Regions from separate parts of the Homo sapiens genome. Here region 1 is linked to region 2. Evidence: read pairs that join two places in POLR2A ChIA-PET (ENCODE). Cell type or tissue: HepG2. All regions are shown on one strand.

Evidence for each region. Peaks named below come from ENCODE experiments on the same cell type or tissue, not always from the same donor. Only the 100,000 strongest peaks of a DNase experiment are listed, where the experiment ranks them.
Region 1: POLR2A ChIA-PET joins it to region 2 with 5 read pairs; 5 of 35 experiments call an interaction of 5 or more read pairs at or near these places.

What each region holds. Positions count from the first base shown.
Region 1 is chr1:119,776,440-119,784,439 of GRCh38, forward strand. No RefSeq gene overlaps it. Among named protein-coding and RNA genes, the nearest start is that of HMGCS2, 12 kb to the left of the region's middle. RefSeq lists a silencer at 4,653-4,851. In HepG2, no CTCF peak of the experiment used is centred here; DNase peaks (open chromatin) are centred at 182, 3,690 and 7,112; H3K4me3 peaks cover 2,065 bases.
Region 2 is chr1:119,720,016-119,728,015 of GRCh38, forward strand. PHGDH (phosphoglycerate dehydrogenase) reads left to right here. Exons shown (of 12, transcript NM_006623.4): 2 at 1,155-1,306; 3 at 3,361-3,426; 4 at 6,836-6,890; 5 at 6,989-7,087. Among named protein-coding and RNA genes, the nearest start is that of PHGDH, 12 kb to the left of the region's middle. In HepG2, no CTCF peak of the experiment used is centred here; a DNase peak (open chromatin) is centred at 4,926.

The DNA of each region.
Region 1 (8,000 bases), 56 kb after region 2:
AGGCGGAGGTTGCAGTGAGCTGAGATCACGCCACTGCACTCCAGCCTGGGTGACAGAACAAGACTCAGTCTCAACAGAAAAAAAAAAAAAAAAAAAAAAAAAAAAAAAAAAAAAAAAAAGCTCATCAAGGAACAAACAAGAGAGTTCAGGAGAAAATGGACCTAGAGTACACAAAGACAAACAGGACATTCTAAACGCTGCTAGAGAGAAAGATCACCTAAAAAGAAAAAAGTCAGGTGGCATTGTACTACACATCAGCAACACTGGACTCAATTAGACAATGAAGTAATATATTTAAAGAACTGATGAAGATGACACATGAAATTGTCATTCAAACATAGGGGCATAACAAATATGTCCTCAGGCACTCAAAGACCCGTAATGGAAACAGAATCGGAGGAAGAAGCTAAATCTCTTTACATTTGTAGAGAAAAACAAATTCAGGAGGATGCAGTACTAAGTACAGAAAAAGCATAGCTGATCAAATACTTTGGTAAATGTATTGCTGATGCAACAAAGTTCCAACAGACAACATCAGTTTATAAAAATCAGTAGGATTTCCTTACATTTGCATTAATCAACTAGAAAATTTGATGAAAAAATGAACCAACAAGAGCAATTCGCAATAACAACAAAAACTAGTGTCTAGAAATTATTTTAACCAAGGTTATAAAAGATCTCTATGAAAAACTTTTACAACTTGAACAGATAATATAGAAAAGAATTTTACTTATTTATTTTATTTTTTTTGTAGAGAAAATAATTTTACTTATTTATTTTATTTTATTTTTTTGTAGGGCAACATATTTTCCTATGTTGTCCAGGCTGGTCTCGAATTCCTGGGCTAAAGCGATCCTCTCACCTCGGCCTCCTAAAGTGCTGGGACTATAGGCATGAGCCACCATGCCCAGCTGATTTTAAAATAATAGAAAAATATTCTGTGCTCTTGGATGACACAATTTACTATTATAAAGGTATTTGTTTTTCCCGAATTAATCCAAAAATTCAATGCAATCCCCATACAAATTCTAGTTGGATTTTTTGAGGAACTTGAATTATTATTCTGAACTACACTGAAAAGAAATAATAAATATTCAGAAATAACTAAGTTAAAATTGAAAAATAAGAATAATGAGGGAGATTTCTTTTACCAGTCACTGTAACTTAGTACAAATCTCTAGTAATAGAAACAGTGTGGTTTTGGTGCAAGAAAAAATATATCATTAGGCCGGGTGCAGTGGCTCATGCCTGTAATCCCAGCACTTTTGGAGGCCCAGGCAGGTGGATCACTTGAGGCCAGCAATTTGAGACCAGCCTGGCCAACATGGAGAAACCCTAGCTCTACTAACAATTCAAAAGTAGCCCAGTGTGGTGGTGGGTGCTTGTAATCCCAGCTACTGGGGAGGCTGAGGCATAAGAATCGCTTAAACCTGGTAGTCGGGGGTTTCAGTGAGCCATGATAGTGCCACTGCACTCCAGCCTGGGTGACAGTGCCAGACCTTGTCCCCACCTCCACAAAAAAAAAAAAAAAAAAAAAAAAAAAAGACCATTGGAGTAGAACGGAGAGATCAAAAGGAAATTCATGTATAGATGGACATTTTAATGACAAATATCATACCCCAGGTCAATTGGCAGAAAATCAAATGGATTATTTAATACATGATGTAGAGAAAAATAAAATCGAGCTCAAACAAGGAGTTGAGGGTAATTGGGTGTCCATCTTTGGGGAGAGATGGGTAAAATGTGGTTGGAGATATGACACAAAGTGCTGTGAAATTGTTAGAAAAAGCACATTAAATGTACAAATGATAGCATGGATGCATCTTAAAGGCAGTGCTAAAGTAATGCAAAGTAACATTTATATAAGTTTAAAATAAAGACCCACAAAACAAAAATATGCGTTTCACAAAAACAGATTAAAAACAAGAATAGTTGCCACAGTGGATTCGGGGAGGGAACTGGAAATGGAAAAATAAATAATCATAAAAACATAAATTTTATATCCATGGCTGTATGATTTGATAGTACAGTGATAAAACATAAATTTTGTGTGTGCTTATTGGTGTTTCTTTTCCCCTTCCTTTTGAACTCAGGACATGTTTGGTTATGGGGAGACGCGATCTGGAGGAAAAGTCAAGTATTAAAGCCACTGGACAGAGCACACAGCCTCAGAAATGAAGTGCTTTGTTCAAGTGCACGTAGCTGGTTAAGTGGTGGTGCCAGGGACTCCGGACTCCTACTCTCGTGAAAACTCTTGTGCCTGAAAATTATTGTAAAATATCTGGAATTATTATTATTATTTATTTTTATTTTTTGAGACGGAGTCTCGCTCTGTCGCCCAGGCTGGAGTGCAGTGGCGCGATCTCGGCTCACTGCAAGCTCCGCCTCCCGGGTTCACGCCATTCTCCTGCCTCAGCCTCCCGAGTAGCTGGGACTATAGGCGCCCGCCACGACGCCCGGCTAATTTTTTGTATTTTTAGTAGAGATGGGGTTTCACCATGTTAGCCAGGATGGTCTAGATCTCCTGACCTTGTGAGCCGCCGGACTCGGCCTCCCAAAGTGCTGGGATTACAGGCGAGAGCCACCGCGCCCGGCCTGGAATTCTTAGTAAAAACATCTGGACAGCAAACGTGAATTTTTTTCCCACAGAGCAAGTTTCCTTGATTGTTCCCTTCTCAATATAAAGACAAAACTCATTTCAGAAAAATGTAAATAAGCAAACAGAAAACACACCATGATTCTGGCACAACCCCCCTTTTTTTTTAATTTGCAAAGTGAGAAACTGACACTAAGTCGAGGAGAAATTTCCTGACCCTGAGTCTTGGAACCTTCTTTTTTGGAGGAGACAATTCCAGAAAAATGGTTGTTCTGGAGCTAAAGACTTTAAAACCTGTTTTGTTTTTGTTTTACATTACTTTGGCATCTGCTGAGTTAAACAGTGACTAGAAAGTCAAGAGAACATCAGAGGCTGTGTGAAGCAGGCAGAAGGGCATGAAGTTTAATGGTGGAAACTGTAGAACCCCAGAGAGCTGATAGCTAAGGAGAAGTACCTTCTACAAAAATTTAACAAAAGGCGTTTTCTATGAAAGATCAGTAGTACTCCAGCCCTGACCCCCAGGAGGCCTTCGGGGGCCTCATGAGAGGCCAGCTATAGCTCTAGGTCCAACTCACTGTTTCACAAAAAGAGTTTTCAGAGATTTGAACCTAGACAATTTCAGAACAGGAACAAACCTTAGAACGAATCTATAAGTCATCCATCTTATAGATTCTGGGAAGATGGTGGTGGCATAGTTTTCAAATCTCTGAATCCCCACATAAAAACAGAAGAAAACAAAAATTTGCAAATCAATATTTGCAATAAAGCTAAGTGATAGTGTGTCTTGTTAGTAGAAGCCCCGCAAAAAAAGTGGATGAGGATAAACCAACAGTCATGAGACCTGCAGCAGCATCTGAGAGGGAGGAAGCAGAGGGCAGCAATGATGTGTCTAAGGAATGTGAATCTCTGAATACCCAGAGAACTCACTGGAGAGCAGGCAGACCGATTCAGCAGCAGTAGCTCAAATCAGAAGTAGTTTTGCCTACCCCAATGCTGATGAGTTTAAGCTCCACTCCCCAACCCCAGATAAGATCTCAAGGGCTGGCACAGCATAAACAGTGCTGTGCTGATAACTTGCACAACCTGATTTGTAGTGTTTGCTGATTTCCATGATGTAAACACTCTCATCACGGTCGATTGCAGGCTACCGACATGAACATGACGCTGGGAAGTGTTATACACAGTTGACTCTGATTGGAGGCAGCTGTGAACTCTGGGAAGAGCCAGGGCTCTTTTCCAGGACTGGCTGGACCTTTGGGAGTGAAATAAAAACTGAGCAGGAATAAGGACAACAGCAATGAAGGGAAGAGAAGGTTGATATAAAAAGTGGGGATGGAACAGAGCCAGGGCATTTCAGAGAGCAAGCGGCCATGCTTCAGAACACTACCCAAAAAACAAAGAATAGGGAGCTCTCCAAAGTTGGATGAGTTGCCTCTAACCGCCCCACCTTCTAGAAGTTCAGGAAAGGTAATGTTACATAAAAATGTACCGAGGTAAAATCCCGAGCAAAGTTATTATAAAGCATTTAACTCCATGGTTTCCAGACTTGTAGCACACGATAATCACTGGAAGCAAAAACGAAAACAGAGAATACTCTTTCTGTGCCATTTATTGTGGATATGAGGCCACACTCCTGACTACCTACAATAAGTTAAACTGACCTAACCAAAGCCATGACATTGACAGCTGTTGTCTTCAGCAGCCTCCTTCCACCCACTCAACTCGCTGCATCCTCCTAACTTTCTCCCAGTTTTCTAGAGATTTTCAGCTGCAGGGGTATCATGACAACTAATATTTCAGTGATTAATTTTAGCTGAGTAAAATTTCCTTCCCCAGTACTTTCATACAATAGCTGTAGTATTGTATGTTTTCATTGTATGACCCTCTAGGAATCACTAATGTGGGGATTTCAAAAAAAGTATAGGCTGGGGTAATGGGGAAGAAATTTTGGGTCAGAAGAGTTCAACAGTTCCAGTTCTTTGGCAGACTAGAAAGAAGGGCTGTTCATGTCCTTAGGAGGGGCAAGAACCGGGGACCCTTTGGGAATTGCAGTAGCACTTATTCAAGAACCATCTGCTTTGGGTGTGCACTCGGTAACTCAGGTTCAAAAACATTTGATTTTCAAGATTCAAATTCCTGGGTGTGGTAGCATACGACTATAATCCCAACTACACCAGAGGCTGATGTAGGAATATCCCTTAAACCCAGGAGTTCAAGACCAGTCTCGAAACCATTGTGAGATCCTCCTGTCTCATTAAACAAATAAACAAACAAAACAACTAAGAAAGTCACACACACAAAATTAAAATTCCTAAGAATGAAACTTTAATTGGTCTGTTTTGGGTCCCATGTCCATTCTCTTGGTGTATAAGTGGGATTTTATAATCAACAGCTCTGGACTACATGGAATTTCTCAAGAAGGGAAGCAAAAAAGCAAAATTATACAAGATGTCCACTGGAGGCATTTGTCTAAATTTGCCTGGTTCCAGTCAGCCTGATTAGGTAACTTGATGCATTTTGTTGAATGAAATCTAATGAGTAACTCAAGAAATTAAAATCGACCTGATGTGGCTGGTTCTCACGTGGCTTCTGTTCCATGCCACACTATCCCCGACACTGGACTTGGCACTTCTTTGCGTTGACTTTACAAAATCCTTTCACGCCCCACATCATTGATTAAAGATTTTGTGTTGAGACAGAGAAAATGATGATATTGTATGCCACAGAGCAAACAAACTCAACCAAACTCAAATCCTATTAAGAAACTACCCCAATGCCCATCAACAATAGAATGAACAATTTAGTATATATTTCCAGAATGAAATATGACATAGCATGAAAATAAATGCTCTAGAATGATGCAATGACATGGATGATGTCACAAACAATATTGTCGGACAAAAATGAGTATATGTTATATGATTCCATGTATATGAAAACAGGCAAAGCGAGTCCACGTTGTGCTGAGTCAGGATAGTGGTTGCCTCCTCGGGGGGAAGGATCAAGAGTGGAAATGGGCACAAAGGCAGCTTCTGGGGTGCTGTCCAGGTTCTGCTTCTTGATCTGGGTCTGGTTCCATGGCTGTGTCCTGTCTGTGAAAATTCATTCAGGTGTGTACTTACGATATGTGCACATTTCTGTTCGTGTATGATATACTCAATAAAAAGTTAAAGCAACTTTGACAGTCCTTCTCTTCCCACAGTGCCTCCTTGGTGGTCAGGCCAATCAGGGATGCTTCTGCTGTCAGCTGTTAGCTGCATCCCCACTGCACCCCTCATGCTCAGGGGTCCTGCTTTAAACGTGTGCGCATCTCTGCTCTGTACAGCTCCCTGGAAGTTGCAGTCTTCTACTGTAACTGCTTCTCTCTTGGGGGTCAGCCCTGCCTGGCCTTCTGGCTTCCCTGGTTCTTCCACGGTTCTTGTAAATGAAATGTCCTTCATCTCATGATGTTTTCAACCTGAGGAAAGTATTTGAAAATATTTACAATTTTGGATTCAAAAATTCTCTCCCTATGGGATAGATTAGGAGAAGAGATCTAGTAGTCCACTGACTTACAGTACAAACATATTTCTTCATCTTCCTTCTCTCAAGGAAGTTACATGCTAAGTACTAGGGGTGCTAGTCTAGTGATCGACCTTGTGATATTTGTGCTCATGAAGTTGCCCTCAGGTCTTTCCTGTATCCTCTCAGTTCCTGCTGTTTTCAGTACCTGCTGCTGGTGGATAAACACTGCAGCCCCCAGCCCTCAGGTAATACTCTGACGCGTGTGTATTGTGTGGGAGTCTTGAATTCCCAGAGGGATGAAAGCTCAAGCAGTCCACAGTTCATAATTTATTAACACATCTTTTCTTAGCTGCCTCTCTTCACTATGGCAATTTCCCCTTCCCCTGCAGCCCTGCAGGCATTTCCTAGGATCAGCTCCCAAAGAGACCAGCTCCACATGAATTCCTGCCTCAGAGTCTGAGCCTGGGGGAACTCAAAACCAAGGCAGTGATCTGCCTTTCCCATAAACATACACATGTGCCTGTGTGCACAGGTACACATGCACACACAATGAATTTTATTGGTGCGTGGCAGACATACCTTAACGTTACCCCCAGTGAGTCATGCCCTTTGTTTAATTCTCTCCCCTTGAGAGTGGAAGGAACCTGTGACTTATCTGTAGCCAAGCGAATATAAGATGATTACTCCTGTGACTGTGTTCCATTACAGCAGACTAGAGAGAGAGATTCTCTCCAGTTTTGAAGAACACGGCTACTATGTTTGAACTGTCTATGGGGTTTACAGGATGAGAACTGTGGCTGGCCTCTAGGAGTAGGGTCTAGTTTCTAGCCAACAGCCAGTGAGAAATAGGGGCCTCTGTCCCACAACCACCAGGAGATAAATTCTGTCAAAACCCAAGTCTGGAGCGGATTCTTAAAGCCTCTGATGAAAACACAGCCCTGCTGACACCCTGACAGCAGCTTTACATGACCTCAGACAAGAGGACCCAGCTAGGTCATGTGTACACTTTGGATGCACAGAAATTCAGAGATAACAAATGTGCGTTGCTTGAAGCTGCTAAGTTTGTGGTAATTTATTACGCAACATAGAAAACTGTTCTCTATGGGAACTTCTGACCAGAGTTGGAGCATTATTTCTTTCCACTCTAGGAATTTGTTGGCAGGGATCTGACCTCAAGGTGCCTTTCTTTCTTTCTTTTCTTTCTTTCTTTCTTTCCTTTCCTTCCTTCCTTCTTTTCTTCCTTCCTTCTTCTTTCTCTTTCTTTCTTCCTTCCTTCCTTCCTTTTTCTTTCTTTCCTTCTTTCTTTCTTTCTTTATTCTTTCTTTCTTTCTTTCTCCTTCCTTCCTTCCTTCCTTTCTTCTTTCTTTCGAGATAGGACCTCACTCTGTTGCTCAGGCTGGCGTGTAGTGGCATGATCATAGCTCACTGCAGCCTTGAACTCCTGTACTCCAGCAATCCTCCTGCCTTGGCCTCCCAAGAAGCTGGGACTACAGGTGCCAGCCACCAGGCCCAGCCCACTTTGCTCTTTGGTTTGTTTTGAGAACAGCCAATATTGCCACCCTTTCTTGTTCCTCCTGAATGATTTTTACTGAAAGTAAATTTTAGGATGGCCCAACAATTCTCTGTTGAATACGTATTTCTTCAATAATGCTTCTCCATCATTGCTTCTGCAGGGCTTGCCAACACAGCCTGATTTTTCCAACGTCAGGACCAGGTCAAGGCTCACAGGACCTTGTTCCATGGCTCATTTCAAAAGTCTGTGGGGTAAAGTTCTGTCCTTCCTGAACATGAGTGTCATATATTTAACTTATGAATTTATGCAATCTTCTAAAATGCTATAAAGCCGAAGCTCTCTCTTACTCTGCTATGAGAAATTTACCAGCATTATTTGGCAGCTCTG
Region 2 (8,000 bases):
TTGGTGCTTTTGAAAGCATACTTGCTGCTTTCTTACCGGCCTGGTGTCTGCCACTTTGGGACAGAGTGTGGACTTGCTCACCTGCCCCATTTCTTAGGGATTCTCATTCTGTGTTTGAGCAAGAATATTCTTATTCTGGAAAGAACCACATACCACAGGATTCTGGGTGAGCATAAGGAAGATTGTCTTGGGGATCTGACTTAGCTCACGTATAGTGGCTATGATGAATTCAGTGTCTTATTTTTTGCATATGTATATTTTTAGTCTAATATTGCCTGGGTGTCTGAGCAAGTCTAGATGAATTTAATTGCTCTCATTTTTCCCCTGCCCCTCTTCCTTTGGTCTCTCTTTTAGGAAATGTTTTTCTTTCAACATTCGTTTCATTCATTATTTACTCATTCGGCCAACCAACATTTATTGAGTGCCTTCCCTGTATCAGGGACAGGGGCTTACAAAGTAGAATTTGATCCCACCTCTGCCCTCAGTAGCTCAGTGTCTAATGGAGGTAGTGATGTTCATTAAGCGTCGCCAGATACTGTGCTAGGTGCTGTGCCTGTTCTCTCTCGCTTGTTCCTCACACACTTGAGAAGGCCGAAGCTGATTCATAGCTTGGAAGGCAGGGGCCTTGGATTTGAACCCAGGCCTGACCAATGGCAGAACCTATCAGATGTGTGGACAGATGACATTGCCTTTCTTTCTTTGGATATATCAAAATCAGCCAGCAGGCAGGAACTCCCATTTTGAGCAAGCAATGTGCAGGAATGATAGGGTATACAGAGAGGAACAGGAGATGGCCCCTGACTTCCAGCATGTGTCTGATGGACATCCAGGCTGCAGGCATCATGGTGCTGTCTAGAGAGATGAGCCAGGTGCCCAGAGCCCATGGGCCAATGCTGCCCTTTCTTGAGCATGCCAAACAAAGCGGTTGGTGTGTTAGAGGCACAGTCTCCTCCACTCTAAGTAAAAATCAGCATGAGTCCTAGCCCACATTTCCCTAGTGAGTATACCAAAGATATCTATGAACTGGCAGTCATCAGTGACTTCCTAAGGTTCCGGAAATGCATCTCTTACTCAGGAGTAAGCAATGATGTGCCTGCGGCTTTACGAGTTCTCACAGAATGACTTTCTGGACCCAAATGTTTTTTCTGCTTCAGGACTGTGAAGGCCTTATTGTTCGCTCTGCCACCAAGGTGACCGCTGATGTCATCAACGCAGCTGAGAAACTCCAGGTGGTGGGCAGGGCTGGCACAGGTGTGGACAATGTGGATCTGGAGGCCGCAACAAGGAAGGGCATCTTGGTTATGAAGTAAGTCATGGAGGCTGCGGGCGGTTTGGGGGTAGGGGGGTGAGTGCGGAGACTGACCACACCTAGGGAGAAAAAACTCACTTGAGAGAAAGCTGAGTCCATTGGAAGGGCTTCCAGGAGGATGCCTGGTCTAGGGCCTGCATGGTCAACACACACAGCATAGTGGTTTCAAGGTTTTTGGAAGGCAGCTATGCTCACCACTATATCACCAATGCCATCAGGGTGTTACACAGTTTTTGAAATTGAGAGTCCCTGCATAATCTCAAAATGTTTCACGAGCCCACCCCATGCGCAGTTGCTTGCACCTCTGTGACCTGGTTCAGGAATCGGAAGGTCAGTGAGTTCATCTGCATTTCCTGCTCCCACCCAGCCCCCTCTGCCTCTATTAATGCTGTTTGTGGCAGGTTTTTGTCAGCTCTACTTTACTGTGCTTGTACAGAGGCACAACCTTTGCTAGCAGACTAATGACTAGAATCCTTGCCCTCCCCACTTCCCTGCCACCTTCTGGAACTAAGACACTAGTTTCTCTTTCAGTGCTCTAGGGCAAGAGGAGAAGGGTCCCATTTAAAGCTGTTTCTGCAGAAACACAGGGGCAGAGGTCATCAGCACGCCAGTGCTGTACTGTACCCGTTCTGTCACTTAGATGGTATGGCAAGGCCATCCCCAGGCCTCTTTGTTCTTAAGACTTTTCTCTTCCCTTGGGGACTTCATTGTCCTTAAGACCTTTCCCCTCCCCTGCACTGCACTTCCCCCTGTAGGGTAGAGGTTAATTGGTCACCTGACTGAAGTCAATATTCAACAGCAGAAATGTTAAACGATAACCCATCCCACATTCTTGCCTTGGACCCAGAGGCAGCCAGGCCCCAATCTCTGCACCTCTACTTGCGCCCCCATACAGCCTGTTTGCTGTGGGAGGATGAGAAGCCAGGTGGTTTTGCAGGCAGACAGACTCTGAGAGTCCGTTTATCTTATACAGGATCTCTTGACTTTTTCTTCTTGTAACCTTATTAACCTTCATTCCAGAGATGAAAAAGACAGACCCAGTAGGGGAATAATCAGGGTGAACACGTATATGAAATTCTTTCAAAAACCTAAAAAGCATTTAAGAAAAGAAAAATAGTTTTGTGGGTTGCCACCTCTATTTTTTTGTTTATAAAATGGGAAGGGTCTGGATTGCCCTGTGACTTAGGGTGTGAGGAGGCTTTCTCAGTTCAGAACTTGTTGAGAGATAGGAAGAGTAGTCAGACAGGTGGAGATTACTAATAAAAGCTAGGTTGGGGCTGCGTGTGGGGGCTCACACCTGTAATCCCAGCACTTTGGAAGGCCAAGGTGGGAGGATCACTTGGGCCCAGGAGTTTGAGACCAGCCTGGGCAACAAAGTGAGACCCCCATCTCTACAAAAATACAAAAAAAAAAAAAGAAGGAAAGAAAAGCCAGGTATGTTGGCACCAGCCTGTAGTCTCAGCTACTGAGAAGGTTGAGCTGGAAGGATTGCTTGAACCCTGGGAAGTCAAGGCTGCAGTGAGCTGTGATCATGCCAGTACACTCCAGCCTGGGTGACAGAGCGAGGCCTTGTCAAAAAAAAAAAAAAAAAGCCAGGTTGGGTAACTTGATGAAGATATGTAGGCATTGGACTGAGCCCTGAATTCGAGAGACTCTGACCTTGGTAAGATCAATGGTAGGAGCAGCAGGGAATTTGTGCTTTCTGGAGGCAGGTAGATCCTGAAATAGGAGAAAGAAAAGGGCTGAACCACACACAAATCTGATCATGTGAGACACTTCTCTGCCTTGGGAGGAGTGTTTGGATAGAGAGAAGCCAGATATGTTTCTCTAATGGAGGTCCCTCTGCAGGGAAACATAAAGCCAGGGGAAGGGGGTTTCTTTCCAGCCCTTGGCTTAGGGCGAGAGTACATCAGAGAACTCTGGACAGTGGCGTGGTCAGTTCATGGAGCAGGAGTGAGAGAACACAGCCTGCACTCAAGGCTTTCTCTTGGGGAAGGAGTGGGAATACTGGGTCTGTGCCCATTGATGTCCCCCTTTTCTTTGATCTTTAGCACCCCCAATGGGAACAGCCTCAGTGCCGCAGAACTCACTTGTGGAATGATCATGTGCCTGGCCAGGTAAGTCCCTGACTTCTCAGCAAAGCTAGTCTCTCCGATATGCCAATTATTACCACTTGCCAAGCAAATGGACCCAGAAAAACTTAGAAACATTTCGTCTCAGCGACTTGCAGACTGCTAAGAAGGCGACATGCAGACTGCAAAGAACCTTTAAGGCCATCAGGTCCTCTATTCAACATTCATTACACAGGTTCCCTAGTGCACAAAGGTGCACTTCTCTTTACTCATGTTCTATTCTCCATGCTGCAGACAATCTGCCTTCTCTAGCCTCCAACTCTTGCAAATGTTCTCCATACCCTGCTGCCTGGAGATAACAAGGAAGGATGTTCCAGGCAGCAGGGTATGGACAGTGTCTAGGTACCCTCTGCTTACTTTTCAAGATTAAGCTTCAGTATTAATTTATCCAAGAAGCTCTCTGGCTTTTCCAGCTAGGCTATGTCCCTCACTGATTCCCCTGGCCCTCAGGGCTTATCTCTGTCACTGCCCTTACAAATCTGTATTGTAATAGAATGGAGTAAGAACCTGCTTCAGGGTCCTTGTGTGTTCTGTGGGTTCATAACACAATGGAACTCAAATGGGCAAGACTCTTGCTCTTCTAGCAGGAGTTCCAGGCCTCTTGAGTGGATGGGGCAGCCTAGAAATCAAATGGTTGTGGCACAGAATGTGCTTGAGTCTCAGTGTGTTGGTTAGTAATTTGGCAAAACTGATTGCATGGAGCACTTCTGTTGAACAGGCAATTCAAGCATTTATGTGGTCAAGGGGAAGAACAAGGCTCCCAATAAACAGGGTAGGAAGTTGTTCTAGGTCCCTTTGAAGCTCCATGGATTCCCTAAACCAGCGGACCTAGGCATCAAGGACTCCTTGTTTCTCTACTCAGGCCTGAAACCTTCCGGGACCAAGAAATTACTTTTCCCATGGCGAGACCTGCTTTCCCTCCTGCTGGAGGAGGATCTGGGGGAATTTACCTCTGCTCTAACTCCTCCCTGCAGTTTCCATCTGAGCTCTCTGGTATTCACTGATATTCACTGGTAGGTGAAAGGAGGCAGTGGGGGGAAAGGAGAAACAGGGATAGCTTACACAGCAGTAGGGTCTCAGCCTAGAAGGGGCCCCCAGGCTGGCAGCCGGGTTCTCCCAGAACATCTAGGCTGAGTGTCTCTCCCCCTGGAGAAGTACAGAAGCCTGGCACCCTGGTTTCACTTCAGCTATTACCTTCAGGGATTTTTTTTTTTTTTTTTGAGTAAGGGAAAAGATCTCAATGTGGCTTTCTGATTAATTACCTCACTTTTTTTCTGGAGGTGGAAGGAAAGGATTGGGAGCCAGCAATACTTTCCCTCCTTTTCCAGGACCAGCTTTGTTTAAAGGAATCGGTGAAATGCTGTGGTTTAAAAGAAGCTCCCCATTGTCAACTGCTCACCATGACCTCACTCATCAAAGGTGCATCAAAACTAGGAAACACGCACACCCTATTGGGAAGGAATGCGTTCGTTTCATCAGACTGTTCCTAGCAGGGAGGACGGTAGGAGAGTGTGGGTGCCTATATGTAGACTCTACAGGATTGGGCAATGTGGGTGGAGAGCAGGCGTGGCTGGGCCTCACAGTAGGGACTTTGAGCAGATGGCGGGGGCTCCTGAGGTGCAGAAGAACAGCACACAGAAAGGAAGGAAGGAGAGAATCAACAAATGTAGGTTTCACCATTTTTGCCTGCTTTACCATCTCCTCCTCTAGTAAGTCAGGCCAGCAACCATTTAATTATTGTGAGGACCCTCGCCCACATTAGAGTCCTCTCCAGTCTGGCCTGATGAGGATTCCAAAGCATTGAAACCTGGAGAGGCTCCATGATCAGCTGGGAGCAGCAGCCAGAGAAAAGGGTTAGGGATTTCTTGTGTTCTGTGGTGCCGCACGCATACATCTTAGATAGCACTGTGGAGTCTGGTGGGAAGAAAATAGGATGTGAGGGAGAGGAGAGAGGGGCCAGGTGGGGCTCTGTCTCACTAGGTCAAAGGCATTTTATCAGGCAAGCTTTCCCAAGAAGTGAACAGTTCCTCAAGGCAAGTCCCTGTCCTTATTACCTGCCTGATGGGTCAGAGCAGTGAGGTGAATGCAGCTTGTCCCCCATGTGGCTTGGTACTGAAGTTCTTCTGAGTTTACCCATAAGATCGTGCGCCTCTGTGATGGAGGACAGATTCCACCTTCAGCCTTACCCTCAGATGGAGATCAATGTCCTAGTGATGTGTAGAGATGAGAGAATGTTTTTGTGTTAGAAGTTAGTGAAGTGAAAGCACGGAAGTAGCAGCTTGAGATTTCTCTTTTTGCACGCTCGCTCACTCTGAGGTTTTTGGCATCAGGTTAAAGGCCTACATTTAAGTACTCAGGAGGCTGGCCGTGCTGGGGTTGACTTTGCTGGCTTTGAATCTGTTCAAGTGCCTCCAGTTGGGTGATCTGGGGAGAACTGTTTAACCTCCAGTGCCTCCCTCCGTGCAGCTGTGAATGTTAGAGGAGTTAATGTGTGTCTAAACATTTCTTTTAGGATGTCTAAAATAAAGTGCTCCTTAAACATTGTTTCTCAAATCTTCCTTTTTTGCCTCCAGAGATGTGTTGATGACCCATGCCCACAGGACATATATCGCCCTTTGACCTCTAATGTTGCCCTAATTGCCACTTCCTCTGTCTCCTCCAGAAAACACAGATGTAGACTCAGACTTCCATCTGGACTAATAGGAGGAGACAGGCTGTGAAGAGTGTGTGTGTGTGTGTGTGTGTGTGTGTGTGTGTGTGTGTGTGTGTTGGTGGTGGTGGGACAGGAAGGTGGTGCGGATGTTTAAAAATGTTGGGACCACGCATTCAGGACAGAATGGAAGTGTCTGGGCTTTGGCATCCACCCACCCACTCTAGGGTCCAGACTAGTCTAAGACCCTCGGGGTTAAGAAACTCTCAAGGAAGCATAGGTAATTAGGTGTCCTCTTCATAATAGTAGAAGACGTCATAGGTTATGGTGCTGGATGAGATAGGTAGATCAAAATAATTCCTTGAGCTTCTGGAGTACTCGATGTCATCAGAGTTGCCCAGTACCCCACTCAGTTATCCCTACAGACCCTGGAGGATTGGCGATCGCTTAAAGTAAAAAACTCACTCTGGTTGATGCCTCAGTGGCTGAGGTGGAATCCATACCTCCTCCCAGATGCCTGGCTGGTCACAGAAATCCCAGGCTTTCTAAGTCAGATCTTGCCAAGGGTTTCTCTCTTCTGTTTTCCCTTTATCCCCCATCAGTGTTCCTAAACCTGAACCCCCAGACCCAGTTCTTGGGGAAGTGGCTGTCATGGGCAGTGACTGTGCAAACCTGATGTTGCATCTCCTTCCTGGGCTGGCGGGAGTCCGAATGGACCCTCTGAACCTGTGTCTATCCTTGCAGGCAGATTCCCCAGGCGACGGCTTCGATGAAGGACGGCAAATGGGAGCGGAAGAAGGTGAGCAGCGGCCTTGACTCGCCCCACCTGGGCTCAGGGCCCGGGGTCCACTCATGTTGCTGACTTCAGCTTCTTTCCTTTTGCCTGTTTGGTTGCAGTTCATGGGAACAGAGCTGAATGGAAAGACCCTGGGAATTCTTGGCCTGGGCAGGATTGGGAGAGAGGTAGCTACCCGGATGCAGTCCTTTGGGATGAAGGTAAGATGTTGCTGGAACCCTGTGATGTGGGACTTTCTGCAGCAATTTTGGGAAAGGCAGCATGTCTGGGCAGAAGCCAGAAGCTTTGTTCTAGGAGGGTCTGACCCTCTCTTGGAGCCCCCATCTAAATAAGTGTTAAAGTCAAGGAGGGAGAGAACACTGGCCTGCTGATCTGGACTCAAAAGCTGGAAATACTTGGTGGGGGTCCTTTAGCTCTCTGGTGAGTGAATAGCCCTGAGTCCCAGTGAACCAGGTGTTGATGGCTCTTTTGAGACTTTGGTTCCTGTCTTCTTAGTTTAAAAGAATTTAAACAAGAGACACGGTGCAGCATTGAGGAGTTTATTGCAAAGGAAAAAGAATATTTTGAAAGTTAAGTGCAGAGTAGACAGTACACCTCGGGAGAGAGAGAATTCAGGGTGGGCTGCTCATAAGAGTGAGGCAGTGTTGGCCGGGCGCGGTGGCTCACGCCTGTAATCCAGCACTTTGGGAGGCCGAGGCAGGCAGATCATGAGGTCAGGAGATCAAGACCATCCTGGATAACATGGTGAAACCGCATCGCTACTAAAAAAAAAAAAAAAAAAATTAGCCGGGCGTGGTGGCGGGCGCCTGTAGTCCCAGCTACTTGGGAGGCTGAGGCAGGAGAATGGCGTGAACCCGGGAGGCGGAGCTTGCAGTGAGCCGAGATCATGCCACTGCACTCCAGCCTGGGCGACAGAGCGAGACTCCGTCTTAAAAAACAGAAACAAAAACAAAAACGAATGAGGCAGTGTTGATTATTGCTGGAGAAACTCCCTTTATAGGAGTTTTACATGATTATTCATAAGGAGGTGGGAAGAGCTGTTACTAGTAAGCATGTTTTGGGTGGTCCTCTGGGTGCACATGAGTAGTAGCTGTACATTCTTGTTCATTTGGC